Regions from separate parts of the Homo sapiens genome. Here all the other regions are linked to region 2. A link is a loop called in an ENCODE intact Hi-C map of the cell type or tissue named here. Cell type or tissue: dorsolateral prefrontal cortex. All regions are shown on one strand. Each heading gives the region's core, and the rest is flanking DNA. Links, peaks and the distances in the headings are about the cores only. Region 1 has its middle 100 kb from the start of FAM13C. Region 2 holds the start of LOC105378318 (a long non-coding RNA gene). Region 3 holds the start of PHYHIPL (phytanoyl-CoA 2-hydroxylase interacting protein like). Region 4 overlaps PHYHIPL (phytanoyl-CoA 2-hydroxylase interacting protein like). Region 5 overlaps PHYHIPL (phytanoyl-CoA 2-hydroxylase interacting protein like). Region 6 holds the start of FAM13C (family with sequence similarity 13 member C).

Evidence for each region. A loop is a pair of places that touch in the nucleus more often than their neighbours do. Peaks named below come from ENCODE experiments on the same cell type or tissue, not always from the same donor. Only the 100,000 strongest peaks of a DNase experiment are listed, where the experiment ranks them.
Region 1: it touches region 2 in a loop (2.5-fold over the local background); 7 of 110 quality-filtered maps call a loop at or near these places.
Region 3: it touches region 2 in a loop (2.2-fold over the local background); 2 of 110 quality-filtered maps call a loop at or near these places.
Region 4: it touches region 2 in a loop (6-fold over the local background); 72 of 110 quality-filtered maps call a loop at or near these places.
Region 5: a loop joins it to region 2, with 5 times the contacts of the local background. A loop is called at or near these places in 71 of 110 quality-filtered maps.
Region 6: it touches region 2 in a loop (2.4-fold over the local background); 10 of 110 quality-filtered maps call a loop at or near these places.

What each region holds. Positions count from the first base shown.
Region 1 is chr10:59,463,229-59,467,228 of GRCh38, reverse strand. No RefSeq gene overlaps it. Among named protein-coding and RNA genes, the nearest start is that of FAM13C, 100 kb to the right of the region's middle. In dorsolateral prefrontal cortex, for the core only: a CTCF peak has its summit at 1,968; no DNase peak of the experiment used is centred there.
Region 2 is chr10:59,578,225-59,582,224 of GRCh38, reverse strand. It overlaps LOC105378318 (a long non-coding RNA gene), which reads right to left and starts at 3,644. Exons shown (of 3, transcript XR_945990.3): 1 at 3,149-3,644. In dorsolateral prefrontal cortex, for the core only: CTCF peaks have their summits at 1,581 and 1,781; no DNase peak of the experiment used is centred there; H3K27ac peaks cover 1,747 bases.
Region 3 is chr10:59,174,822-59,178,821 of GRCh38, reverse strand. It overlaps PHYHIPL (phytanoyl-CoA 2-hydroxylase interacting protein like), which reads right to left and starts at 2,179. Exons shown (of 5, transcript NM_032439.4): 1 at 1,863-2,179. The coding sequence starts at 1,968. CCEPR (cervical carcinoma expressed PCNA regulatory lncRNA) reads left to right here and starts at 2,358. Exons shown (of 1, transcript NR_131782.1): 1 at 2,358-4,000. In dorsolateral prefrontal cortex, for the core only: no CTCF peak of the experiment used is centred there; DNase peaks (open chromatin) are centred at 1,601, 2,361, 2,631 and 2,881; H3K4me3 peaks cover 4,000 bases; H3K27ac peaks cover 3,542 bases.
Region 4 is chr10:59,239,033-59,244,378 of GRCh38, reverse strand. All of the region lies in intron 4 of PHYHIPL (phytanoyl-CoA 2-hydroxylase interacting protein like), which reads right to left. Among named protein-coding and RNA genes, the nearest start is that of PHYHIPL, 65 kb to the right of the region's middle. In dorsolateral prefrontal cortex, for the core only: CTCF peaks have their summits at 3,403 and 3,605 (motif pointing left); no DNase peak of the experiment used is centred there; H3K27ac peaks cover 4,000 bases.
Region 5 is chr10:59,232,637-59,238,183 of GRCh38, reverse strand. PHYHIPL (phytanoyl-CoA 2-hydroxylase interacting protein like) reads right to left here. Exons shown (of 5, transcript NM_032439.4): 2 at 3,684-3,880; 3 at 1,527-1,701. Among named protein-coding and RNA genes, the nearest start is that of PHYHIPL, 59 kb to the right of the region's middle. In dorsolateral prefrontal cortex, for the core only: CTCF peaks have their summits at 2,964 and 3,166 (motif pointing left); no DNase peak of the experiment used is centred there; H3K27ac peaks cover 4,000 bases.
Region 6 is chr10:59,359,961-59,365,507 of GRCh38, reverse strand. FAM13C (family with sequence similarity 13 member C) reads left to right here and starts at 2,959. Exons shown (of 14, transcript NM_198215.4): 1 at 2,959-3,109. The coding sequence starts at 3,048. It overlaps LOC124902428 (a long non-coding RNA gene), which reads right to left and starts at 3,609. Exons shown (of 2, transcript XR_007062148.1): 1 at 3,125-3,609; 2 at 1,994-2,440. In dorsolateral prefrontal cortex, for the core only: a CTCF peak has its summit at 2,906; DNase peaks (open chromatin) are centred at 2,307, 2,937 and 4,539; H3K4me3 peaks cover 3,939 bases; H3K27ac peaks cover 4,000 bases.

The DNA of each region.
Region 1 (4,000 bases), core at 1-4,000, 110 kb after region 2:
CACTGAATTTTTTCCTCAGCTGTGTCCACTCTACTCATAAGTGCATCAAAGCCATTATTCATTTATCTTACAGTGTTTTTTATTTCTAGCATTTCCTTTTGATTCTTTCTTAGAGTTTCCATTTCTCTCTTTACATTACACATCTGTTCTTGCAGGTTGCCCACCTTTTCCATTAGAGCCCTTAATATAATAATCAAAGTTACTTTAGATTCCAGGTCTTATAATTCCAAAATCTGTATCATATCTGAATCTGGTTCTGATACTTGCTTTGTCACTTCAGAATTCATTTTTACATTCCTGGTAATTTTTGTTGAAAGCCAAACACGATATAACTTGTAGTAACAAGTGAGAGAAATAGACTTTTAGTGTGAGGTTTTATGCTGCTGTAGCTATGAGTTATGTTGCTTATAATGTCTGTTGTAGCTGTAGGTGCTATGAATTTCAAAATCCTTTAGTGTTCTTCTTTTTGTCCCCATTGCTGTCTTTGGGCTTTCCAAGAATTCCTTCTTAAAACAGTCTAAGTGGTAATCCATGTTTATACTGAGGCCCTATTGAAGTGATGCTAAGGAGTGAGTAAGGGGTCGTATTCAGTAATCTTAAGATTAGCTGAGTTTTTGTGGGCCTGTGTCTTGTGGGCTGTAAGTTTCACTACAACTTCTTTTTTTCCCCTCTTCTTGCTCCTCGAGTGAGATAGAAGGCTAAAGAGATCTGGAATTGGGTATTGCTCCTCTGCCTATATGAGATAAGGTTCTGCTGAAGTCTTTTTCACTTGAGCAGAGCAAATTGTTGTGAAGAACACACTGAAAACATTTCAAAATGATCATTTTCCCCCTTCCCTTGCTAAAGATATGAGGTGATTTTTTCTTGGCTCTTTATTGTGGGAACCTGGTGAGGTTCCTGGAGGTAAAATCTATCTATGAAAGTTGGGTAGGCCTCCCTAAGACTTGAGTCCCCAGGTTTTCTCATTCTCATGCTAGCCTACATTCAGCCTAGAGCAATTTATCCAAATAACTATTTAGGTAGTTCTACTAATGTATGACTCCAGTAACTTCTGCTCTGGGCTAGCTAATCTTGGCTGTGTTTCTTCATATTCTCATCTCTCCAGATTTCAGAGTGGCTGTTTATCCTGCGACTTCAATTTTCTGATGGTCCAAGAAAAGTTATTGATTTTCAGTTTGTTCAGCGTTTTTTTTTCTTGTTCTAAAGTTCGGAGCGACAATTTCTAAGCTCTTACTTGTCAGAACTGAACATGAAAGTCTCTTAACATTCATTTTTTTTGTGTTTGAAAACTTCTTCAAACAAGAGGCAATGACAAATGGTCCTCTAGAAATTTAAGCTACAGTTATTGTTAAAATTTTGTGAATTTGATAGATTGTTATCATCTTGGAAAGGATGGAAGGAATTTCAGCATTTTGAAGTGTAAAAGTAGAGACTGCTTCTGCTGTCTGATGGGCTAGCTAAAGATGTGTTTCCTTCTGATCTGAGGTGAAGCTAATTGGTGAGATATAATGTGTTTATCATAATTAAATTTTCAGTGTAGCAACATGAGTTATTTATCCCCCTCTGGACACTTGCAGAGATAGACCATTAAAAATCTTCTACCTTTTGCAAAATGTACAGGAAATAAAATAGCATTTCACCTGGTACTTTCCTGATCTGCAGGTATCAAACAAAGGGATGTGAAAATGGGAAATAGCAGCATATTTGAACTGTCAGGAGATACACTCAAGCTTAGTGGCTGGAAAATTACCACAAGTGTGCACATGCAGTCTTACAGAGGACATTAACAGGTGGTAGGGTCAAGGCAATTTATTTCAAAGTGTCTGCAGTCCTCAGAAAGAAATAAAATCACAACTTGATGTGATTAGTGAGTATCTAACTAGGCTGTGATACAATCATGAAATCCCAAACTGAGAAAGACCTATAGGGAACAAGGTGGTGGTTTTTGTTCTGTTAGATTTTATCAGAAGCAGCCAGAGGGCAGCACAGCAGTTTCATTTCAAATGGCAAAAAAGCTCTCCAAATGGACTCTTATGCCAAGGAAGTGAACCACAGATGGTGTTTCTTATTCAAGGTTCACAGACACCTCCCACAAACACCAGACAAAGATACAGTCAGGCATTCAAATGAGAATAAGAAGAAATATCTAGAATTCAGAGAAGCTGACTAAAAAAATGGCAGCAAAACCTTCATCTACCAATAATAGCAGGTAGGAAAAAGATGGGCAATGAGAAAATAGGCAGATTTATTAAATAGCACCCTTCAATCTTAAACAGAACTGGGAGAAAAGTTTTAAAAACAAAATAATTTATGGCATATATCTAATTTTTTAACTCACTCACCTAAATACCTTTTGGAATCTGTTTTAAAGCCAAGCCAGCATTAGCCCAATGGCTTGCACTGTCTGCCCATCTACTTTCAGAAATGACCCCTGAAAAATTAAAGTAGAGAATAATGACCCTGAGCCCATAAAAACAGATTTAATTTCATTCACCAGATTTGTACTCTTAAGGATGACTCATACATTTTAGAAAGTTTATTTTTGCAAAAGTTGATTTGCCTAATCCTTAGGTAATCAGAAAATCTGATTAAGAAGAGAATTCCATTATCATTTACTATTTTTGTTAGTGTATTCCTTTTATCTATTGTTCTTTGGCCTGGACCATTGTCAGTTATATTCAAAGACATTTGGGATGTAACATTTGGTCCATGAAGCAGAGTGGGTTAAATCGAGATTAATTTTTCTTAGTTTATAACAACATAACAAATTTAAACTAAGCTAACAATTCTATTGCATCATTTCTATAATCACAAGCTACTGTCCAGTAAGAGACTTGATCCATAAATTTATGGGCCATTTTTTTCTGAACCCTAAGTCAGAGTTCATGTTATGTGTGAGAATACTTTTGTGGATAATGATAGATTTGTCAAAATGTTAGATTTTCCTAGAAATTCAAGATGTATATTCACTGTATCCACCATTACTCTTCCATTGGCTTGGAAAAGTTTGGAGACCTCACTAAGAGACGGCCCAATCCATTCATTCACGCATTTAAGGTTCAGCCTTTCCAGCTGTCCAGGAAATCAAATAGAGCAGAAGGTCATCTGGTTGGAGTTGCTTCATTTCTGCATAACACATGTGCAAAGCACTTCCTAACTAGAAGATGAGCCTATCTTAAATGTCACTGTGATGGAGAAGCATGTTCTCCCTTTTTTGACAGATGATTCACTTAAGTCTGGGTCGCGGACTTTCCACCACCTGGCCTTGCCTCAAATGAAGTTTTTGACCAGTTCAAAACCTGTAATTAACAAAAGCAAAAGGTTTTGGTTGCTTCTGATTCATGTTAAGGTCAACCAGTGGAAATAATAGTTCCAGGCCAATTTATAAAGGCTGAGAATGTCAGTAGTTACTTGTTTTGGAAAAGTGAGCAGACAAAAATAACAAAGACAGAGGCAAGGGTTCAAGACTTGGTATTTTGGTTTGTTTGTTAGACATTTTTCCCCCTTGGGAAGTGCTGGTGTGTTTTGTACTTTTTCAAAATATCAATGTGGAGACAAGAGTGTGCTTAATTTGATGACATATGGAAAGCTACTTATCAGTCTTTCACCTCTTGCATTTTAATGTGGTTATTACTGTAATATTACCATTATCATGCTTGCCATCATTTTTACTCATTTAATTATTTCATTCAATAAATATTCCTAAAGTATCTATAAGTGAAAAGCACAGACAGCATGACTGCTCTCCTTTTCCTCTGCTCCTCCATGTCCCCCTTTCAAATATATCTTAATAACTACTAGTCATTTTTGGCATTTTTTATGATTTAGTAAACAACAAGTGTTAACCGGTAATCTATAAGGTCATAAGCAGTATAGACCTTTTCATGGCACGAGCCACTCCTGGACACAGTCCTGTATGTGTGTGTATATGAATGTATGTATTCATATCAGGTCAACTCTGATCTCAGCACCCTTGTAAACATCCTTTCCTGCTAATTAT
Region 2 (4,000 bases), core at 1-4,000:
CTCGGAAAGTCTACATCTCTGAGGACAGAAATTCTCTGAGTCCTTCTACAGTCCCACCCCCGCACTTTCCCAATCACAATTCTGACTCCAGATTTTTATTGCATTTTGTATTTTTTCCTACCCCATGGCACTTAAAATATATGACCCTGTTTCCCAGTGTTTGGAGTACATGTTCTACTTCTGCTATTAGACTCTAAGCTCCCAGAGCCTGCTCACACTTTTTCCTGTATCCTTGAAATATACATTTACCTTCTCCCCTTGCCCTCACCATACCTAATTAACTCTTACTCATCTTTACATCAGCATTCAAAAGGGGCTTTTCCTGAGAAGTCTTCTGGATTCCTCAGCCTAAGTTAGGTGCTCACATAGCTCCTTATTCACTTTTTGTCACAGCACCATATATTTATATAATTATTTTGTAAAGGTCTACCTCCCGCTCTGGACCAGCTGGGCAATGTGAAATGTACAGACTCCCAAGCCCTGGAGATTCAACACTGGGTCTGAGATATGGCCTGGGGGACTGGGAGTTTCTAGATGTAGCAAGGACCCAGGCAATTCTCATCATCAAGAACACTTGGGAGACATTGTCCCAGCTCCCCAGAGATTCATATGTCACTGGTCTGGGGCAGAGACTTGGCAGAGTGTTGGAAGAGACAATATTTTCCAATCTAGTTTCTGGTTTTGTTTCATGTATTTTGTAGAAAACTTTGTCCTTTTAAAAATAATATGTTACATTTTTGATCAAGACTGATGAAGATATTTAACTTCTGGATGAGGAGAGTGCATAGCAACAATCTATTCTCATTGAGGGCCTTAGTCACACCTATTTTAACCTGTATGCCTTTTGTATTTCTGCAAATAATACTGGTTGACATCCTCTTCATTGATAGTCTATTATGGCTGAGGTTCTCCACCCCTGCCCCCCATATTGTGGACTCAAGAGGCCTTAAGGTAACAAATAAAGACAGCATCTTTCACCAGAAGGATTTTTGGGGAGTTCATTGGCCATAGAGTGTTTCCCAAGAGATGGGCACAAAGCCATAGGCTGAGCTAAACCTGATGCAGAGAACAAGAGAGAGCCTTCTAGAGTGATGTTACAAGTTTATTTAATTACTTTCTAAGTCTCCTCCACAATTTCCATCCCCCTCTTAACACACTCAGGTAAGTGAACACATTTGGGTAACCAAAGAAGGAGATGGAAAAGCCCCCGAGTTGGGCTTGCAGCCTTCAATATTTGTCTTAGTAACCCCTAATCCCATCTTCTCTTTCAGAGCACTTGCCTTTCTCTGCTCTTCAATATCTACTCATAAACACTGAACCCAGAGATGAGTTTCAAAGCTTTGAGAAGCCAAATTACTATATATATATAGAGTATATATTATATATATATTATATATATATTTAATTTCCACTTAGGTAAGATTATTGAGAGTTTTCTCAGAATTTGCTTTTTTTTTTTTCAGAAAAAGCTTCAGATTATATTTACCTTAAGATTATTAACCTTATCTGCATACCCATAAACACTGATAATTAGAAATTTATGTATACAATTAACTTGTGGGACATTCACCTGAAAGTAAATAGTCCCTCATGAATCACCACTATCTTCACTATCTTCTATATCAAAACTTATTACCGATAAAGAAATCAACACATTTGTTTCTTCCAAGCATCTTTAAAACTCAACAGCTTTGTCCAGCTGATGGTGTTTTTCTTCCATCAGAACCTGTAGCTCCCACCTCTGCAGGGACTTGAAGTACTGTTTAGATTTTATTCCACTTGGGGTCAGTATTGTGCTCCTGATTGCTGCTGTCTTCTTGTTTTTATAACTTACAAATATTAATTTGGGAATCTCAGTGGAAATATCCATCCAGTGAAAACATGGGAAGATGCAAAGGTGATCCAGCTCTGGCTGCTGTCACTCCCACCCCTGTCTTGATGGCTAGCTACATTCACTTTGTAGCAAACTAGGGAGCCAATTCATTATCACTCCCTTGTTTCCGTGTCTTCTTTTAATGCCATCTGAATGTTTTCATCCTCTTAAATGCTGTTGAGACATGACTTGCCATGACAGCTTAGCATCTACACAATTGTGACAAAGGCTTAGCCAAAAGGGGGCCTGGACGCAATATTTTAGCTCCAGCTGTTTCTCCTTATTGCTATTAGCAAAAAATTAGTGTTTTTCTTTAAAGGAGAAAGGTTACAATTAATTACTTGAGGAAGAAAAAAAAACACAAACAGTGGTCTCATTCTTGGCTGCACACTGAAATTATCTAGGGATAATAAGTAAAATACTGATGCTCCGGCCATAACCTAGACCCGAGATGGGAATTTCCGAGAAGGAGAGGGTGAGGGGTGGGGTGGTCTCAGGTATAAGCATTTTTTAAAGATCCCTAGTAATGTGGTTAGGTTGAGAACCAATGTCCTAACAAAATTTGGAGGGCTGAAGCTGACTATAAACACAGAAGAATTCCAGAGCTAAGGCAGGCCAAAAACAAAAAGCCAGAAATCAAATTGGATTCTGTTTTCTTCTGTTGATTATCAGTGTGACTTTGGAGAAGTCATATCACTACCTTGGGTTCTTCTGTAAATGGCATAAGGGCCAAAGAGAATGGAATGTGACAATCATTTGAAAACAGATTCTTATTATTATGGTCATTTTTATAACCATATTATTCAGTTTATTGTATTTATGGAGCTTAACCAGTGTCCTCTTCCTTTTTTCTGTGCTTGACTTCTTCAGTGTTTCCTGGGCTTCATGCTGATGTAATGGAAACAGAATTTCCTAGATGGGTTGTGGGCAGGAATTTACATTTTAGCAGACAAACTGTAGGACTTCCAGTTCTAGACAAATGAACTTAATGCATTTCTCCCTAGCCTTCCTATAAAATGCAGGTAAAAACCCAGACATTATACATAAAACAAACATAAAAAGTCTCTGAAAGGTGGAGAGAAGAAGGTAGATTGGTTAGGGACTAATCACTAACTATAGCTAAACTCCTGGACATCATGTATGCAATATTCTTTTTAAAATTTTGACAACAAATAATCTACTCCAACAAAATACCAGGGAAGAATCCATGTCATACCTTTACCTTGTAGAAAAGGCTGAGAAGCATAGGTTGAAAACCTAGACTTCCATCCTCACCTGGAGGTGATGAGGTGCTCTTTTCCATCCATGCTGAGGTGGTCTCCCAGGAAGTCAAGTAGGCAGCCTGGATTTCTACCTCCGCCCTGTGGCGATGAGCTGCCCTTCCTTGAATGCCTTCCTTCAGTTTAGTGGAGACTATCCAGGGAGCATGAACTTCTAACCCTCATCTGCTGGTAATGAATAGCTCCCCGCTCCCTGCCATGGTGGTACCAATGGAGGCTGCTGGGGAGTCTGGACTTCCACTTCCTTCCAGTGATAAAGAGTTAGTGCCCGGCTTCCACCACCAGTCCAGTTTCAGCACAGGCCAGCTAAAACAAAAAATTTACATAAGATCTAGAGCCTCATAATGTAACACCCCAAATGTTCAGAATAGGATAAAAAACCACCCATCATACCAAGAGCCAGGAAACTCTCAACTGGAATGAGAGAAGGAAATCAACAGATGACACTACTGAGACAACACAGATGTTGGAATAATCTGATAAGTATTTTAAAGAAGATGTCTTAAAAATGTTTTAATGAGCATTTGTAAACATCTCTGAAACAAATGGAAACAAACTGTTCAGGCGATGTTTGTGCCCATCATGGAACATGTGAAGATCACCATTTCGGGAAGTTCAGGTATTTTTTTAAGAGAGGAGGCAGCTGGTCAACTAGGTTTTTGTTTTTTAAACTCTAATCATTTCTTTGAGGGCCTAAGTTGGCTTAGTGTTAAATACCTCCTGAATGTTTCCAACTTACTTCTTGGCAATCTTATATTAAAATAGAATGAATAGGGACACAGTCAACCTCATTGGCCATTATGGCTAAAGATTTAAGGAACTGAGAAGTGACATCACTTCGTATATA
Region 3 (4,000 bases), core at 1-4,000, 400 kb after region 2:
AAAAAATAATACCAGAATAAAATAGCTACTCCTCTAGGGGATCACAGTAAATACAGCATTATTTTTTGCACTCTCTTAACTCTGTGAACTTCATTAAAAAGTTTAAATTTTCCCTAATATCTTTGAAACACGTGGTAAATGCGGTTTTAAGTATTGAGATTACTGGGTTCTGAAGAGCAACAATGAATGCCTAATTCCATTGAGTACAAGAATGAGCTTTTGCTTTATCATTGCAATAAATAAAAATGAAGTCTACTTTTATTAGTCTTGTGTTTCTCTCAACCCTAAGAAAATAAAAATATTTACAACTTGCAATGGTTACATTACAAAAAGTCATTTCATAAAAGTCTAAACTAAAATCCAAATGACTTCCTATGCGTTATTAAAAATAATCTTTACAGTCTATAATCATGCAAGCTTACATATGGAATACCAAAATGATAAATGTTTTTAGATACCATAAATATGTGCACTTACTACCATGGTGACTAAAACAGTCTAAGAATAAAGGAAATACAAGCTGTCTTTGCAAACGTATTTATTTATTCATATACTACACCTGTATCAGAAATTAAAGTGGTTTTGGTTTCAAAAAGTTTGAATTCTGGTTTCAAAATTATTAAATATAAATTTATATTAATAAATATAAAATTTAGTAATAAACAAATTCGGTGCTTGCTTGATATAAACGTGCTGAATAGCAATGCGTAACCAAGTGATTACCATTTAAATGACTTTGGAAACAAGACCTCTGCTCCCTATTTGGATTAGGCTGATAAATTTTATGACCTTACTGTGAGCGTATTAGTATCTGTACATAACTTTGGTTAAAGACATGTTTTACAATCATTACCTCTATATACAGTTAAACATTAATTTCATTTACAGTCAAAAGTATTTGGGGCCCTCTTAACAACATGTGAACTGTGTTTCCTTTGTCAGATGTAGAATTTTACAATTATTCGGCCAACCAATTACTAATCAAATGATTTCTTTACAAATGAAGTTTTGTACCACATTACTAAAGTAGCAGACTCTAACTAGTCCAGCTAACCCAGAAGCACTGTAACTAACCACACCGCACACAGCACTAGCTTATGTCTTCAACGCTCAGACCTGTATTCAATCAATTTCCTTCCACAGGAGCCTGCCAACTTCAACAACAGAATAAACGATATAATATCAACACGCAATGGTACGTACTCGCCACAAAGTCTGAATCACAGCACATATATTAGGCCAATATTTTCGACAGTCTGACTCAGAGCCCAGGAACCATGAAGATTGTGTCTGTCCTTGGTGCTGAAATGCACTGTTTTTCTGCGCCCTCACTGAAAAACTGTCATCCTAATCCCAATCCAAGAGGCTAAAAAGACTTGTTAATTTGGGGAGTCTGAGGATGGGAGGTTTAAAAAAGAAAATGATAAGTTTCTGGAAGAGAATGCCAACTAGTGTGTGTGTGTTGGGGGAAGGGGGTTGCTAGAAACATCCCGAGGGCATTTCCCCTTCAGTGCCCAGAGACCCAGGAAATCCGGACTGCGGCAAAGATCGGAAACGCCTCGTCGGGGCAGGAGCCGCGAGCGGGAACGTCGCCCTCGTCCGGGCCAGGCGGGCGAAGGCGGCGAAGGGCGCCACGGTTGTGGACGGCTACTTTCCGCGCCAAGGCGCGAGCCCCGGGGTCCTTTTGTTTCTGGGGTGAGGGGAGGGCGGTGGGCGGAGGGTAACCCACATCTGCATTTATTTGCACAGAGGGGACAACAAAAGACCCTGCCGCCCTGGCGAGCGGCGTCGGCGGAGCCAGAGTGGCCCCGGCGCCTCGGCGCGAACTCTGTCCCTTTCCTCGCGGTCCCGGCCGCTCTTACCGTCCCGGTCGCACAGCTGAATGGCCTCCAGGCTGAGGTTTTTGATCACCTCCTCACAGGGGCTGGTGGGGCTGTTGAGGGCATGATCCAGGCGCGGCACCTCCATTTTTCCAACCCACTCTGAAGCCCGCCTGCTTCGTATCCAGGCTCTCTCTGCCGGCCGGGTGGGCAAGAAGAGCGGGAAAGGGAGGGGGAGTGGCAGAGGGAGGGAAGGAGGCCTGGGACGCGGTGATGCGGCGCCGAGGCTGAGGCGCGGGGCTGGAGAGCCGCCGCGAAGGCGACGGCTGTGGCAGGAGCTCCGCGGAGTGTGCGGCTCTGAGAGACCGAGCAGGACCCGGCGCGAGGATGGGAGGCGCGCGCTCCCGGCGGGGAGGGGACGCTGCTCTCGGGGAACGTGATGTATAGGGCTTCGACGCGCGCACGCGCGCGGGAGAACGCGCCCACCTGCTGGCGCGCGGTGGTCCCTCCCCCGCCCTTCTGCGCGCACGCGCCCCCACCTGCCCTCCAGCCACTGCCAAGGCAACCTCGCGCGTGAGGCGTCGGGCGACCGAGCGCGCGGGAAGGGCGAGCGCTATACGCCGCGCGGCTGCCTCGCCCTCTCTCCTGGTGATAGCCATTTGGCGTCTTCTGTCTGCTCTCGGTGCCTGGCGAAGCCCGAGTTGGCCCTGAGGCGTCTGCACGGGGAGGCGAGGGCGAGCATGTTTGTTGTTTACCAAGAATTGGAAAAATAAGGGCCCGGACTCTTCGGACTCTCTGTACGGTATTGGGGTGTGGGAGCCACCTCCTCCCCTGAAGGTCCCAGGATACTCGCTGCCCGCACCCTGCGGGCTCGGCCGGACATTCCTCGGAAACAGCTGCGTCTGTGTGAGAAATGAGCGGATTACCTGAGGCGTGGAGGGGTTTAGAGACAGCATTTTGCCAGTCCACGACACTGAAGCGGGGCAAACGTGGGAACTCCTTACTGCCAGAAAGGTGAGGGAATGAGGAGATGCAGCAAGCCTGCTGAAAAGGCGGCAGACATGCTGCGGGGCCAGCAGCCACGGGACCAGCAGCCACGCAGTCTGCCTTCGCAGCGTAGCTTCATTCATTCATGCGCGTAGCAAATAAGTATTCAATGCTCACCCTATGCCATTGTTCTGGGCGTCAATGAAGGGAGTATAAACAGCACCTGCTCCCATGGATTTGGAAGGAATCTTTGCTACAATAGCTAATGAAGATTGACTTGTGCTTCCTCAAGCTACTCTATAACTTGTATGCCCATTGATTTTAATTGCATTTAAGATTCTGCAGTGCACTTAGTGGATGTGCAAACGTTTTAAACATAAAATAGAGGTCACAGCCTATTGACCTCTGTTCCCGTTTGCTTCTTTGGAAAAGTTTTTAGTTTTGTTGCTATCTTGGGATCAAAAATAGTGTCCCCTCTTTTCTTAATGTGCTTATAAATTAATATAAGTTCCCTTTTATTGATTTTCCATTTCAAACATAAATGTTAACCAACAAGTAACAGTTTACACATAGATGTCTGTATGCTGCTCTTTCTAGTCACATCCATTTAGCTATAACATGATGAAGTCTAATTAATTGAAGCTTCAATAAATGGAAGGACCAGCTTAAAGTAAAATAAGCCTGTGAAAAATCTTGGCACAATTGAAATTTCATAAATATCTGTGAAAGATAATTAGGCATCTTAAAGTGAAAAGTCTTCATTATGAACTTATTAATGAAGATGGATGTTTTTGAAGTTTGAAAGAATTCTTGTCTTAAGGTAGGGGTGTCCCCAAGGAGAGGGTAAATTATTACCTGTCAAAGGATATGACAAGAAAGTACTTACTGGTGAATTTTCTGTGTTCGAAAGCCTGGCTCTGTAGAACTAGAAATTGGTATTGTAAGCCCAACAGTGGGTTCATTTTTTAGAGTAGTCTCAAATTTATAAATCTCAAAAAAAAGGAACTGTGTAAACTAGAATAACAATTTACTGATTTTCAAGTAAGAAATACGACATGCATTTAATTCAAACTCATGCAAATATTTATGAAGCACCTATGTCCAGGACACTGTGCTATGTGTTGAAAATTTGGAGTTCAAATTTATCAAGAAAGATATATATTGAAAAAGTAAAAGTAGGATGGGTGTTAAGA
Region 4 (5,346 bases), core at 1,347-5,346, 340 kb after region 2:
TTGGCCAGGATGGTTTGATCTCTTGACCTTGTGATCCGCCCACCTCGGCCTCCCAAAGTGCTGGGATTACAGGCATGAGCCACCACGCTCAGCCCTTGTTTTGGCTTTTTAACCCAAGGACAGTAATCAGGTTATTTCTCTGGCATTTTGCTTAAAACAGTGCTAGTTATTCCCACTTTACCTCACCCCCAAATCCATTCATTCTCCACCACAGTCCTCCACTGTGACCTGGGACTCTAGCATTCAGTTCCTTATCCCTTGGCCACTTCCATTTCAGTTCTACCAATGTGAGGCACCAGCATATATAGAGTAGGAGGAGGTAAAGCTTTGGGTATGTCTTCCTGTATTTCCTCCACGCTTTAGGGCATTGTGGTTCTGGCAGGGCTGCATTCTTCATAACTATGTATCTCTGACTACTGCTGCTGCTGGATGAATTCCTATTCCCTTTCATTCCCATGAAGAGTAAAACTTTTCAAGTCTTGCTAGTGCTAGTTCTTGGTTCCTTTAGCATCCCCTATTTGTTACCGTAACCCTGACTACACCTCTATGAAGGGGTAGTTTTGTTAAATTCTCTCCAGAATTCCCCAAGTGTGCTGCCTTCTTTTTTTTGTTGTTTGTTTTTTTTTGCTGGGTCCCTGACCAGCATGACTTGGGAAGCAAAGTTCAAGCTACTACTCAAGTAAGGGAAAGTTCCCCCAGTCAACATGCTTCTTAAAGAGTTTATGGGTCAGTGAAATGCCTGGATCTGCCTCTGAATTTAGCAGCAATGGGTCTCGAATTCTACCACCTGAAAACCACCTAGGGAGCTTATTAAAAATGCAAATTCAAGGAAAGACCAAAAAATTGTCACAGTTAAGAGAATGAGGAAACACAATAAATAAATGTGTGATATCCTGGATGTGACCCTATACTTTTACTTGTACTGTGCTTTTTTCTTTCTGATGTTCCAGGTTTCCTTCTTTTATTATTTCCTTCCTTCCTGTTTCAGAAACTTCCTTTAGGATAGATATGCTGTTGACAAATCCCCTTAGTTTTCCTTCATCTGAGCATATCTTAATTCCCTTTTATTATTGAAGGATATTTTCACCGGATATAGGATTCTCAGTTGACAGTGCTCGTTCAGCATTTGAAAATATTGTGTCACTTTCTTTTGCTAGGTAATTTCTGATGATGATGTCATTCAAATTGTTTTATTTTTCCTTATACATAAGGTGTCTTGTATCTCACCACTTTCAATGTTTTTTTTTTTTCCTTTGGCCTGCAGTTTTCAGTTTGTAATATATCTTGGCATGGATTTCTTTGGGTTTATCCCATTTAGGGTTTTCTCAGCTTGAATCTGTATGTTTATGTTGTTTGGCAAATTTGGGAACATTTCGGCTATTAATTCTATGAATACTTTTTCAGCCCCACCCTCTTTGTCTTTTCCTTCTTGACTTTAACAACATGAATATTAGATCTGCTATAGTCTCACATGTCCATAAGACTGATATATATTTTTCGGTGAGTTTTATCTCTGTTGTTCAATTTGCGTAATTTCTATTCTATCTTCAAGTTTACTGATTTTTTTCTCTTTGTCCTCTTGAATCTGCTGTGGAATCCATGGAGTCTATCCAGCTTTTGACTTTACTTACTGTGTTTTTATGTTCCAAAATTTTCATTTAATTCTTTGTATCTTCTATTTCTTTGCTGCTTCCGTTTTTATGTGTTTCAAGTGTGTTAGTATGTGCTTCTTGAACCATTTTTATGGTGGCTGCTTAAATATCTTTGTCAGATAATTCCAAGATCTGCATTATTTTGGTTTTTGTATCTTTGATTATCTTTTCTCATTCAGGTTAAGATTTTCCTGGTTCTTGGTGTGATACCTGAGTTCCATTTGTATCCTGGACATTTTAAGTTTTATGTTATTATATTCTGGATCATATTTAAATCTAGCATTTTTAGCAGGCCTCCTCCTGACTATCTACCAGTGGGTGAAGAGTATGGGGTAGTCACTTCATTGATGTCAGATGGGGCTAAAAGTCCAGGTTTCCTACTCAGTCTCCGGTGACACAGGGTAGGAGGGTCAGTTACTACTTGGAGGAGGTAGGAGTTTAGGCTCCCACTAAGCCTGTGCTAACATACTCTAGATCAGAGAGAGAAGGGGTGTCTCATTAGTACTTGACATGTGGCTTCACACACTATGAGGGCAAGCCTCATTTTCTTTGGGCAGTGGTGGAAAATCCAGGCTCCCTATTCAGGCTTCTCTGATACCACCCTAGCAGAGGATGGAAGGAGAAGGGTGTCCCCTTACAGATGTGAGAGGATAGAGGTCTAGGTTCCTCACTTAGCCTTGGCTGGTACATGAGGGACTACGGTTTGTTTGTTTTTTTCCTATACTGTTTGCCTGGGGTATGGTGGTTATTGTCTAAAAGGTTTCTGTATTCAAAGTCATCTCAGTCTCTTTCCCAATCCTGTGGGTAAAGGGAACATACTTTCTGGTGTTCTTTATTTCTTTTTTGTCTGTGCTCATTGGCACAGACAAAAGAGATATCTTTGTATCCCATTAACATATTGAAGTGCTCAATAATGACTGTTTCTTGAGTGAAGAGTAAACAATAGATAGATGTGGGCGAAATAAGGAAAAGAGAATCTACCCATCTTGTCCCTGTTCAAAATTTCTCGCCCTTGTTACATTCTCATTAACAAAATCCAAATATCTATGATATGTGTCCTACATGGATCTATAAGTGCAATTACATGAAATAATAACAGCAACATATATATAAACAGAAAATATGTACTAGAACCTACACTTTGAGGATATACAATTTGACACCAGAGGTAGAGGAATTCCTACACATGTCTACCAATCTCAGTGAATTCCTGAAACCCTTCAGATATAAAAGGAGTTTTAAGGACAATTAGACTACCTAGTGAATATGAACAAGAGGTAAGAAAGAAAGTGGTGTTTTCATTTGGAGTATGGGAAAGTAATGTTCATTTAGGAATTCATTTCTAGAGGAAGAGGTCAAAATGAGTTGATTTCTTATGGACTGAGTAAGTATTTATCCAGTTTTTCATAATTCAAAATGGATTATAAACTTTGGAAAGTGTATCCAGTAATTAAAAGTTTCCTTTCTATTCAAGCATTCTGAATAACAAGATGATATTTAAAATGGATTTTAATCAAGGAAATGTGTCTTAATTAGAGTTAATGACAAAAAGAAAATCAACATCCATGGAATTTATGTCTACTACTTTTTAATAAGGCTTCTTAAAAAAGCAATGTTGAAAAATTATACCACTCTGTGGAAAGTATATTTATTTATACGTACTGCACCAAGACATATTTTACATGGATTTTATAACTATCATTATGGAAAACTTAACAAAGGTAAATTTTCTTGTTAGTAAACACAGCTTTCATACTGGTAGCTGGGAGTAAAATCATGCAATATACACAATAATTATCCATTTTCTAGGCACTCTGTCTTTATTTATTTATTCTTGGAAGCATTTTTGAAAACAGATGAAGCAAACTTTAGATTACTAAAGGACCTAAAAACAAAGGCCAGTTCCCATCTAAGGGACAGAGAAAAATCACAGAGAGATACTGCCCTCCAGTGGCCACCTAAAATAGATATTGGCAATGTTCCAGGAATATAAACCTAAAATCAAAGATGTAATTATTTATTCTTTTGATGTATTTCTTACCAAAGACAACAGAAATATGGAGGGGTTTTTTTTGTTTTCAAATTTTATGCGTAACAAATACAGACAGTCCCTGACTTATGATGGTTTGGCTTACAATTGTTTGACTTTATGATGGTGTGAAAATGATGCACATTCAGTAGAAACTGTACTTTGAATGTTGATCTTTTCAACACTTTTTTTTTTTATAAAATAGACTTTCTGTTAGATAATTTTGCCCAACTGTAGGCTAACGTAAGTTATCTGAAAATGTTTAAGGAGGCTAGGCTAAGCTATGATGTTTTGTAAGTTAGGTGTATTAAATGAATTTTCAACTTGATATTTTCAACTTACAATGGGTTTAACAGGACATAACCCCATTGCAAGTCAAGGAGCATCTGTATAAAGAAACACCTTCCTTGCTAAGTCTATATGGTCATTGCCAATCCACAACTGACAAGCACAATAATTTATGTTATATCTATCAGTCTGTACTCTCTAAATTAGGTGAATGGTATCTACCAGGAAATATATGGACTCTAGGGTATATACCAATTGAGAAAATGAAGGACTAAACTCTGTATTTATAAGATATTCAAACAAATGGCAGGAATATTTTTTCACCATCAAAATATATAAAAATACATTCTATTGCTAAGTACTTAATTTGAAGAACACAGATGCCTACGTGTGTTCTTCTCTCTCTGATTCCTGTTGCATTTTCCACAGCTTGAAGCTGATTTAAATCTGGAACCATGGTCTTCAAACAAACAAATACAAAGAACACAACAAAGTTTCCTAAATATTTTTCATACATAGTCCTGTCAACTTAAGATGCTTTAGAGTCTGAAGTGAAGCTTTTAAAATGATAAATTATAGGGAATGCTGTGTAAGAAGTTTTACAACCTATATAGCATTTGCCATTTTAAAAGCCTTAGTGAGACTAAGGCTTTTAAAACACAAAACAGACATCTGGCTATTTATTCTCTTCAAATTTTCTTCTACAAATATGAAAGTGCTGTAAATATAAAAACTACCTGCAGGATAGAGTTCTTTTAACTTCTCAGGAACTGCTTCCAGGGATAAACATAGGCTATCTTAGAAATTCTAGTAAAATCACTAGAATTTAAAAGTAAACAAAGGAGATTATCCTCATGATAATTAATTCAAGATAACAGCTGATATGTTTTGGCTGTGTCCCCACCCAAATCTCATCTTGAATTGTAACTCCCACAATTCCCACATGTCATGGGAGGAACCCAGTGGGAGTTGATTGAATTATGGGGAGGGGGAAATCTTTCCTGTGCTGTTCTCATGATAGTGAATGAGTCTCATGAGATCTGATGGTTTTAAAAGGGGAGTTTCCGTGCACAAGCTCTCTTTTTGCCTGTTGCTATCCATGTAAGATGTGACTTGCTTCTCCTTGCCTTCCACCATGATTGTGAGGCCTCTCCAGCCATGTGGAACTGTAAGTCCAACAAACTTCTTTCTTTTTTAAATTGCCCAATCTCGGGTACATTTTATCAGCAGCCTGAAAAACACACTAATACAACAGCTAAAAGACTTCTACTTAGGTAGAAGTCTGCAAATCCCACCTGATTCACCATAATATTTCATTAAACAGTCACTCTTTTATACTCTCATTTTCAATGTCTTAAAAAGACCCATGAAAAGAGG
Region 5 (5,547 bases), core at 745-4,744, 340 kb after region 2:
GAGTACATAAGACTTGGGTACACAAGATGCTTGAAACTCTAAAGCACCTGTCAAAGTAAATCTGATTTTTTTTAACCCACTTTTTGTTTTGAAAGTTGTTTAAGAATTGCTGTTTAACTCCTACACCAGAAACTAGGGAAACATTTTGGCCTATAAAGATTAGTAAGAATTTCTAAACAGAAGAAACCTAGTTAAATTGCTCATGGCAACATAGTTTGTTTACTCACTGCTTCATTGGCTCAATAAACAGGTACTGAGATTAGAACATATGATGTAAAAGGTACTATGCAAAATTAGATGATCAAGTTAAAAGATAAAAAATATATTATTATTCCTTGCAAAGAACTGACAATCTAAGAGAAGAGATAAATATATGTACAATAATGATTTATTATGGTAAGTATTAGCATTTTAAGATTGGGATAAGCACAGGGTTTTAAACCCTGTCATAGGCTAGAAAAGAAGTAGATTAGCCTGTGGCATTCTATTTTATTTTATTTCCAATACATTGTACAGTGCCTAGCTCACAGTATGGGCTTAATTAGTTTTGAATGAATTCGATGTTCAGATTAAAAGTCAACTTACACAAAATAGCTTTATCAAAACTTAGAGTCAAGGTTATTGACAAAGCTTATGTGAAAAGTCTAAATTATTCTGATAAACAAGAGCTTTGAACAGCTTAAGTTTCTTGTAGATTCAGCCTCTGTCTATAGTTTTTTATAGGAAACAGTCATCTTGATGAACAGGAGGAAACAAAGTTTCTTTCTAAAAGACAAAAGGAAAGGATGACAGGAGTACTCAGGTAGAGATATGGTATCCCATTAACACTGAAGTGCTCAATAAATGACTGTTTCTTGAATGAACAAGTAAACAATAAATATATGAGTGAGATGAATGGTAATGTTTCCAATCTAATGGAATATTAAGGTTCAGTTCCACATCAAACCTCCCAAAACAATGGCTTTGAGGTACTTTCGAGTGAAGCAAAGACACACATATGTATACAGGACACTAGTTTAGATGCAGATTTTCTTAAGGTCTTCTAGTACTCCAGTGAAAAATCTAGTAACATTTCTGCTAGGGACAGTCACTGAGATCTGCCTCCATTCACCTGAAATAGAGAAGGATTTTCCTAGTTTCTGTCTTTCAGTACTGGTGAAAATGAAAAAGGAAAAAAAAAAAAAAGGAGAAAAAAGCTCTGTCTCTCAAAATGAAGCTAAAAAATTATGCTGAGTATATTTTCAAACTGCATACCTTTTTATTTGCATAGCTTTCATCTTGAAGAAATCAAACTATGGATATAGAAAAAAATGATTTGAAGCCATTACTCAGATTTTTCTACTGAGAACTTCAGCTTCCTCCAATCAATACAACATTGTTTATTCTGTTACACAATGCTACTGACAACGCAAAAAATGACCAATGTCACATATATCACTTTATAATTACAAAAAAGAAATATTTTTCTATAATTAGCTTTCCCAGAACAACTAAAGCTTTTCTATATTTGTACCTAGTTCTCTTACCTGCGGTGCAGAATTCTATAATTTCACTCCATTCAGACACAACATAATCACCATCAACTTGTTTTGAGGCAGTCTGCACTGCTACTGTATATTCAGTTCTTGGGCTTAAAAACCAGTGTCCACGGACAGTCATAGGCAAGGGAACAGCTTTTGCCACCAATTTTGTGGGAACATCCTAGGAATGAAAGAAGGAAGAGAGAGAGAAAAATGAGGGGAGACAGAGAGGGACGAAGGAAGTGAAGAAAGAAGAAAAGGGAGAAGGGAGGAAGGAGGGAAGGGAGAAGGAGGGAAGGAAGAAGGGAAGGAGGGAGGGAAGGAAGGAGGGAAAAGGAGGAAGTTAATTTAGTAGTATAACTTTAATCAACTGTAAACAATGGAGAATAACTTATTAAGTTCCTGACTGACAATAGAATTTTTCTGCTTAAAGATACTTAACAATTATTATATTTAAATCTCTTATTTGCTATATGCAAAAACTAAGGCCCAACTTTATCAAGAGACAAGTTCGAGGTCATACAGCTTGTTAATAACATAAATGTACTTGGATTCCAGTTTTCTTGATTTCTAATATGGTGTTCTTTTCTGTATACTATATGCTCCTCAAAATGCAACATTCTCATACTAAATGACAAAACTTTAAAAAACAGAGACATAAAAGATAAAGTTCAATAGTATTAAAAATATTATATTTGGTTAACTTATACTACCCAATAATTTCACTAAAGCTGCCCATTACTTGATATTTTACAGGTTAAAGGAGAAAACACTAAAAATATGAATTTTTGCTTCACTTTCATTCAAATATAGAGTCTATGTGTCACAGAAAAGTTTACGTATTTCTAAAAAATGCTTAGTAAAGTGATTAATTAAATCTGCTAGTTGAATATTCACTACATTTCAAGGATATGGTATTCCAAGTGGAGAGTGAAGAAAAAGGGTCAAATCTCAAACAATTCATCATTTAATGTTTGAAATTTAAGATTTCAAAGCTATATCAACAAGGCAAATGTCAGCAAAGAGAATATCCATCACTGAAAGCATAATCAGAACTGGAACTCAGAAAAAATAATGACTGCTCAATCTTGCTCCCTCTTTCACACTTATCTGTAGTATGTATGATCCTCACTTATCTTTAGTATGTATAATCGCACATCTAATAAAAGCAATATTTCTAGGTAAGGTAAGAAAGTTCCAAAGTATCTACCAAGTTAAAACTTAATATCAATATTAAAAAATAGACCAGATTTTCATCATCAGTGAAAACACTGCAACATAAGAAAGAATGCTTAAAGCAGATAACTGTTAATTTCTCTATAGATACTTCTGGAAAGAGAGATATATCAGAAAAGATATATGATATGTGAATAAATATCAGAGAAGTGTTATATATCTAAAAACATTTAAAAGTTAATAATTTTCATTCTCAAAACTAAAAAGCAAAAGACAAAAAAATTTCATTATCAAAACAAAAAACAAAAGGCAAAAGACAGCAGACTACTTAAAGCAATTTTTAGCCCTAAAGTGTTTTTAAAATACCTTGAAGTTTATAAACTGCATCAGATTCCTTGTTTGGCAGTTATAGAAAAAAAAGTGTGCTTCAGTGGAAAACTATGCATTGCACATAGCACCCTCTTCTGGCCATCTGTCTGTGTTATGGAAGCCATTTTACAATTCTGTAATTTGTAGAAACTAGTAACAATTCAGTTCTTCTTGTCTAAATACATACAAATAAATTATGTTCAGTGGAGGACAACCCTCCTCTTCACCCCTCCCATCAGGACTTCCATACCAGTTTACACCTGTATCTACAAATGAGTCTTTTCTTTGGATTTCCCTTTGAACTGGTTATAACACCTCATCGGTTTCCTCGTTAATAAGTTAAATAAAATCTTTAAGGTAAACTAATTTTTACATCTAGATGATAGTCATGATTTTACCTTTTTTTGAAAATTATCTTCTAACAAAAAGCATGGCATTTCATTTTCTTACAAAACTTATTAGAATGATAGGGTTTTAGAGTTACATATAATCTTTATTTTTTCCCAAGTCAAATACATCACATAAGCCATTAATAGAATATTATTCGTTCTTTTAAAATGTCCTCATACTTAGAAAGTTTTAAGATGCAAATTAGCATGAGTATTTGTTAGATTTTACCTTGTGTTTAAATTTATTGGAGTTCTTGTTCTCTTTCTTGTTGAGGTCAATAAAATAGTGTGTAATGCGATCCTTTGATTTTGAATCCATTTCCCATGAAATCTTGAATGAGTCACACGTTATATTGCTTATTTTGATGTTATGTGGTACAGGAAGTTCTTCCATCTCTGCTATGCCACTGTCTTGTGATTTGTTCCCTGCAAGAAAACAATGCACAGGAAGTTAATTTCCAATTAATGGATTTTCCAATTTATTTCCAATTAATGGATTTATTACCAATAAAAAGTAGAGATGACTTACTCCTTATCATCTTTACTTTTTCCATTTATGTTTCCAATTTGTTTTCACAGAGTGAACACAAAAACACTGACACTCTATCTTTCTAATCTATGACATGTTAGTTTTATATGGTTAGGTTCCCTCTAAAAAACCTCAAGAGCCTATTTTTCTACATGACCAATCAATTTTGCTCTAAAGTAGTATCAGGTGTTTTAAGCCAGATAATTTCATAGACATGTTGATAATGAAAGGGCCCATCCAAATGAAGGAAACATTTCTTTAAAAGTCCATGACCTAGCAGTGACAGTCTATAAAAATTCCCCCTCCTCTTTCATTTTGGAAGCATTATATAGAGAAACAGCATGTAATGGTTTTACTACATATACAAATAATACTGAAGACCGTTCACTTACAAGTTACTATGTTAAGGATAACTCTAGAAATGTTTTATCTGTGGAACCTTGATGAATTTAATTTTGAGAGCTGAAATAACAAATAAGGCTAAAAGAAAAAAGATGACTGCCATAGTGACTGATATTAAAATCTTGAAGAATTTATATGACAACTAGTTACTTTAAAGATTACACTTCCACTTAGGGAAAATGCTAACAATTTGGCTAACAGTATAGAGCAGGATTTGATGGATCATAGGACAAAAAGAAAATACAAACATGTCAAGTTTGTTTTACATATAGGAAAGACATATTAGAATCAAATTTTACCCCATTTTTTTCTACATTCCCTTTCCCCAGGCCAACATAATGTTCAATGCCTCAAGAGAGAAAAAAAAAATGTTATTCAAATAAGAAAAAATGTTAGGCCATAAATCAATTACTTAACTCGTTCCTTAACATAATAAAATGTTATTCAACAAAAAAACAACAGTGAATGTTCACCTTGTGGTAATACCTTCCATTTCCAGATTAGATTGTTTTCTCCTCCCCTACATTTCCATGACAGTCATTGATACAAACTTTTTGACAGTTCCCAACTTCATTAAATCTTTGACCCATGTTGTCTCATCTGAAGCTGCGTTGTAGCCAGAGGAACTCAAAGGCAATCAAAAACTAATTTTAAAATAAGTTATTTGATTTTATTTCTTGAACAATACTTTTAAAAATCCTTTTTTCTTCTCCTATGTACTTTCTTCACAGTCCCATTTCTCCACATTTCCTCTCCACAAAACTCCTGGAAAAACTACTTCACCTTTACTTTCCTCCCCATCAGGTCGCATAGAATCCCCAAATTACTTCTAGCTTAAAGCTTTTCAAAAGTTAAGAACAGGGAAGAAATCAAGTGAAATCCTTATAATGGCCTTGGGAAAAGGAAAGGCAAAAAACACTCAAACAATAGCAATTAGTAATTTTGTACTATTTTGAAAAGCTCACATTTCAACCCATTAATCTGTCCCACTTGTCTTTAAACATCAGTAATAGTAACGAAAAACTTTCTGAACTCTGATAGTAGAATTTTTGTAGAAATCATCTGCATTATAACTATGTCCACATAATTTCACAACTGAGTGAAAAAAAATAGTTACAATTGTTATTTAGGATCATGTAGATAAAAATAAAGCTATTTTGCA
Region 6 (5,547 bases), core at 959-4,958, 220 kb after region 2:
TATATTCAGGAGTTATTTTCTCAAAATTCCTAGTTATACATGATGCTAATTGATGATATATTTAACAAAAAATTATTTTGGTCTTCAATGAATTTGAGGAACACTGTTAAAAACAGATGAAAAACTTCTCTTTGCTACCTAATGTGCATTGTGAATTTATAATATGCATCTTTTCCAAAACTTATTTTTGACCATGTAACTTTTAAAACATTTTCCTGGATTTTCTGGAGACTAGAATTTCACTGCCACTTGGGAAATACTGGCCTAGAACTTACTTCTTCATAAACTCAATATTAATTTTTCTGCTCCCCTTTTCAAACCCTCCTGGAATTGTTCTTTAGTAAAGCTGAGGGTCTCCAAAATAATCATATGTTGTACGATATTCATCAGTATTGTCCTATTCCAAGTTGAACAGTACAAAACATCATAAAAGCCAATTAAAAAGCCACTTACAAAGACAATTTCTAAACCTGATTTAAGATGAAAACAAATGTCATAAGAATTAATTGAGAAGTAAAAATTAAAATGGTTGATTTTGTTATATACTGCCAAATAATGTTTTTTCAGGGATGTTTTGGTTTTTATCCATAATCAACTGTATCAACCAGTTGTTTTCATTGTATGTGGGTACTGCCTAAAACCTAATTTTGGTCCTTCCTATTCACGAGTTGCTGAGAATTTTTATTTCTTTTCCTTGGACATTATTGAATACTTGCATTTATTGGGTACATTTGTTATTTCATTTTATTTTCAAAGGGCCCAATTCATTTCATAGAATGAAAAAAAAACAGTATTTGGCAGTATATAAGAAAATCAACCATTTAATTAAGGTTGTTCTTAATTAAATGTCCAAGTCCTATTTCAAATTAAAAGCATTGAACATTTCCATTACAAGTGGATCACTGGGAGTATTTATAGGAGAAAAGTGTGATCTTTCTCCACACTGGAACACTTGGAATAAACACCATAGTCAATGAGTACAAGGGGTTTCTGGAAATTAACAACCATATGGGAAATTAACAACCATGTAATCTATGAAACCATAAGTCAGTCAGAAGGCTGAATATAGACTTACCTTCATCAGTCTGAATAAACAAAGAACAGATCTCACTTTGAAATGGCTAAATAATGAATACAGTGAAGCAGCGATGTCTCTTACTCCTGAACCTAGCTCAAATGAAATAGTAGGTGGCTTCGGAACAAATATGTACTGTATAGTTATACATACAAAGGATTAATATTCCTGAACTTATTTTAGTCCATAGAATTCAGTCTAAGACCATATTAGGTTTTTATTTAGCTGATTTTAAAAATATTTGGAGAGAGGAAAGCAAAATTGCAAAGAACCTTAATGAAACCTGTTTTTCTTTGAAAACTCAATTTTTATTTTTCAAGGTATAAATTTAAAAAGTTAAAATACAACTCTCATACAAACATAGGCAGGCAGCAGAGATCTATTCACTTATTAATGGGGAAAACTGTAAGATGATGAAGCTGGTTCCAAAAGCATTTTGAGGATCTGTGGATTTACAGGTATTTAGAAAGAAAGTTTGGTTAGATGCAAAATGATTATTTGGTTAGATGCAAAATTGGTTATCTTCCTATATTGCAATAAAATCATAAACGCTGCGATTATCTTTTTCTCTGAACAGGCTGAATAAAATGTGCAAGTGACCACAGAACTTCACTGTGGCTGGAATCTAATCAATAGTGAAGAGCAAAGCCAAACACAACTGGAGAATTAACTGGCCCCTGGGTGGACTTGTTAACCGATGTCTCAGTTTGACATTGAAAGGTCATGCTCTTCCCCATTATTTCCAAGTTTTGGTAAAGTTTTTAATTGCCCAATTAGAAAAATTATGAGTTTTTTGTTGTTATGTTAACTCATTAACTTACATAGGTTTGGACTAAAAACCACTATCCTAGCTGCTTCTGGGAGTAGAAAGATTAAAAAGGGGGATGGGAATCTTATTTCAAAATTCAAATAAAATAATTCAAATTCAAATAAGAATCTTTAATAGATGCTACATCCCATATCCAGGTCAACATGGCAGGAGAAATGAACAATACAAAGAGGGCAGAACAAATATCCCCAAGGGAAAGAAGCCAGTGGGGGGACTGACAGTCTTTCCTTTCCCTAACAAGGCTGCCTTTATTCAAAGGGATAGCGTTTGCGGATTCCGTCTCTCCATCCTTTGTAAAGGTGCTAGCTAGGGAGCTGAGCTCAAGCGGGCTGCTCTAGGCATAGCAAGCCCCACCCCTTGCACGGTGTCCTAATCACCAGCTAACCCCTGGAATAAATTCTCCACTCGCCCTGCGTGGGTTCATTCACAGCTCTGTAGTCCGGGGCTGGGCGCTTCCTCTCTGGGACTGAAATAAGAGCGCTCTAGACAGATCAGGTGTGATGCAGCCAGCCCTGCTTTAGAGCCTATTCTTTTTCCTAGGCAACAAAAAACACACACACAAAATAAAACACCAAACAGCAGCAATATCCCCCTCCCCCTTCTTGTTCTCTCCTGACTTTTTCTGAACGATGGATGAATCTCTGCGAGCCTCCATCCCTGGGGGTGGGGTGGGAGTGTGGGGGGTTGGGGTGAGCTCTGTAAAATTGGTAGGAGACATGTGGAAGAAAGCAAGTCTCCCGGGTATTTCAGCACTTCGGCAGAAACACTGGGGCATTCTCATTGCCAGCCTCGGGGGGTGGCTGGCACAAAGAGCCCAAGATTAAACGCGGCGCCTGGGCTGGCGAGGTCGGGGTCGTGTGGTAACTCTCCAGGTGCTCCTCGCTGGATCCCGGGGTCCCAGCCCCGCCGCCGCGCCCCGCCCAGCTCTGTCCCCGCAGCCTCGCGGGCTGCCGGGCTTTGTGGTTCGCCCGTGCCGCTGGGCCCCTGCTGGGGGTGTCGTTACGAGCATGTGCAGACAGCAGCCCAAGGTAGAGCGAGCGTGCCGGGCGAGCCCGGAGACTTGCCTTGCAATGCCATGTTTGTGTATGTGCTCTAACTCCCGGAGAGCAATCAGGGAGACGGCTCCCCGGCCAGACTTGGCTGATGTTTTCTTGTTTCTGTTTCAGCCTTCAGGATAATTCCTTCAGCAGCACCACTGTAACAGAGTAAGTGATTCTTACCATTAAAATTAGACTTGCATGCCTTTCTCTGGAAGCAACTATCGTGAAGGTATCCTCCACCGTTCCCAGCCGCTGTTCGTTTTAGATGCATTGTCTCCCGGAATCTGGGGCTGTGAAGACCGTGAGACGTGCTGACTGGTGGGGCCCAGAAATCTTTACAGGTTGAAACCAGCATTTTAGCAGCTGCGGGAGAGAAATTAAAACCAGCTGATTGCTTGCAGGAGCTCAGTGCTCCAAGATATGTGTTCTTGGAGCTCAGATTTTTAAAAATCCATTTGATGTGTTAGGAAGCTTTGTTGTATTTTGCCAACATTGGTGTCAGTTTTCATGGAGTGCACACTATATACATTTACAGCAATAGAAGATAGATGTGAAATGAGCTGAATTCCAGCATGTGGTAAACAGGCTAAACTTATCTTGGCCCTCTCTTGTCTACAGATTTTTAAGGCATATCAGAGTAAACTTTTTGTGCATGCCCTTTGTCATGTTTGTCTTCTGACTACAGAGATGTGACTATGGGACGAATGAGTCACCTAGTCCTATGGTTAAAGCTGTTGATTAGGGCAACTAACACCCTTCAAACATGGAATGAAGGAGTGTGAATGAAGGAGCGTACCAGCAAGCACAGTATTTTTTTAAAGATATTTATATGCTATAGTTTTAATTTTTGACATCCCTTCCTTAATGTTTTCCTAATATTATACTATATTTGTTAAAAATTAACAGGTAGTGTATTTTGCTAATACTGTATGTAATTTATATATACATATATATATATGAATATGTACTTCATCTAGCATTCTTTCTCTAGGCTAATTCATGATGTTTACTTCTGGGACCTTTGTAGAAGCCACTCTAAACATCTTTTCAGGAAAAAGGCATGTGTAAAGTTGTATCCTCAACTACATTTAAAAAATGTTATGAGTTTGATGTAGAAGGCTTAACTAACTGGGGAGCTGTTTGCTAAAATTCCCTAAAAAGCAAATAAATGTTTTGCTTTTGGCTTCCAAGTCCTGCCACTATCACAATGACTTGGTGAGGGAGGGATAAGGTTTACAGTGCTTCCTAGGCCCTCTTGTTTTCCACATTCTTTTGTTTCTCTCTTTTGCTGTGCTGCTCCTTTAGTGTCCAGTTTTGAGCAGACTTAAGTGGAGTCACTTAAAAAAAAAAACAGGATTGACTTTAGAAGAAGCAATGTAAAATACTCATTTGGACCCACATTCTGTTTATAAGATTGCTTGGTAACCTGTGCTGCAATGTTGCTTTTCTAAAGGCCTGAGAGAAGGGGAGAGAGGTGTGCCAAAGTGTGCATCTGCAGGCCGAAGATGAGGCCTGGACTTCCTGCTCCAGGTGCACAGGTACTGCTCTCCTCCCTTTGCTGTGCTTAAAGTACTAAGTGCTTTCTGGCCCCGATTCTCAGGAGCCTGGTGTGGCCAAATCCTCGGTCAGTCACAGGCACGGCAGGTTCAAAATGGAGACACTTAGCTCCAGATTTCACGTGGACTTTTTTTTTTTTTTTTTTTTTTTTTTCTGTAGAGGTTTCGTGGTTAAATGCTGGGGAGAGCCTGGTGCCTTGTCTTTGGACACTCCCCAAGGAGTTCTGATTGCATAAGATCATGTTTTTACTTTCAGAGGAGTGACAGTGATTTATTTTAAAAGGCACTGAGAGATAATTGGTATGCCATTTGGCTAATATAAAAATCTAAGGAGCCTATTGAGAACATACCAAAAGCTTCATAGGTATAACACATCATTGACTAGGACTGTTTAAAACTAGTCATTGCCACAATAACATTTTCCCCTCACCTCAGTAATATGACCCATATCCCGTGCTTCTCTGGGCATGACCCCATAGCCCTCAGGACCAAGGTGCTATATCCTGAGACACAGACATAGCAGGTTCTCAGGAAATGTTTGGGTGTGGTCTTGGCCTACACGGAGGAGGGACTTTTCTCCCCTCTATGTTCTGGATACAAGAAGAGCTCCTCTGCCTCCTGTCCCCACCCCATTCCTACATCCTTCTACTCACACCCACTTATTTTCTTCGATGCCTGAAATTTCACCTAGAGATGATTTCTTTGGATGAAGGCCTCTGGTAGTGACCCTTATTAAATTGGAAATTAAAAAGTTTGTGCCCTTGGGAAGTGGATTCAAATTGTCATGAATACTTTAATATGAATTATTTTACCTAACCTATTTTCTAACCTGTTATGGTTATGGTTATGCTTGGCCAGCTGGGAGTCCTAGAAGAGTCAAGGGGAAAGGGAAATTGGGAGGGACTCAAGGACAGATTTTATTTTCTTCTTGGTTTTTCCCAGCCCTGGCACTATCTATGCAGCTCTAGACAAATTCAATTTCTTTTTCCACCCCAATGTTTTCATCACAATGGCCTTGGCCTTTTCTTCCCTATCTGTGGCACCTTT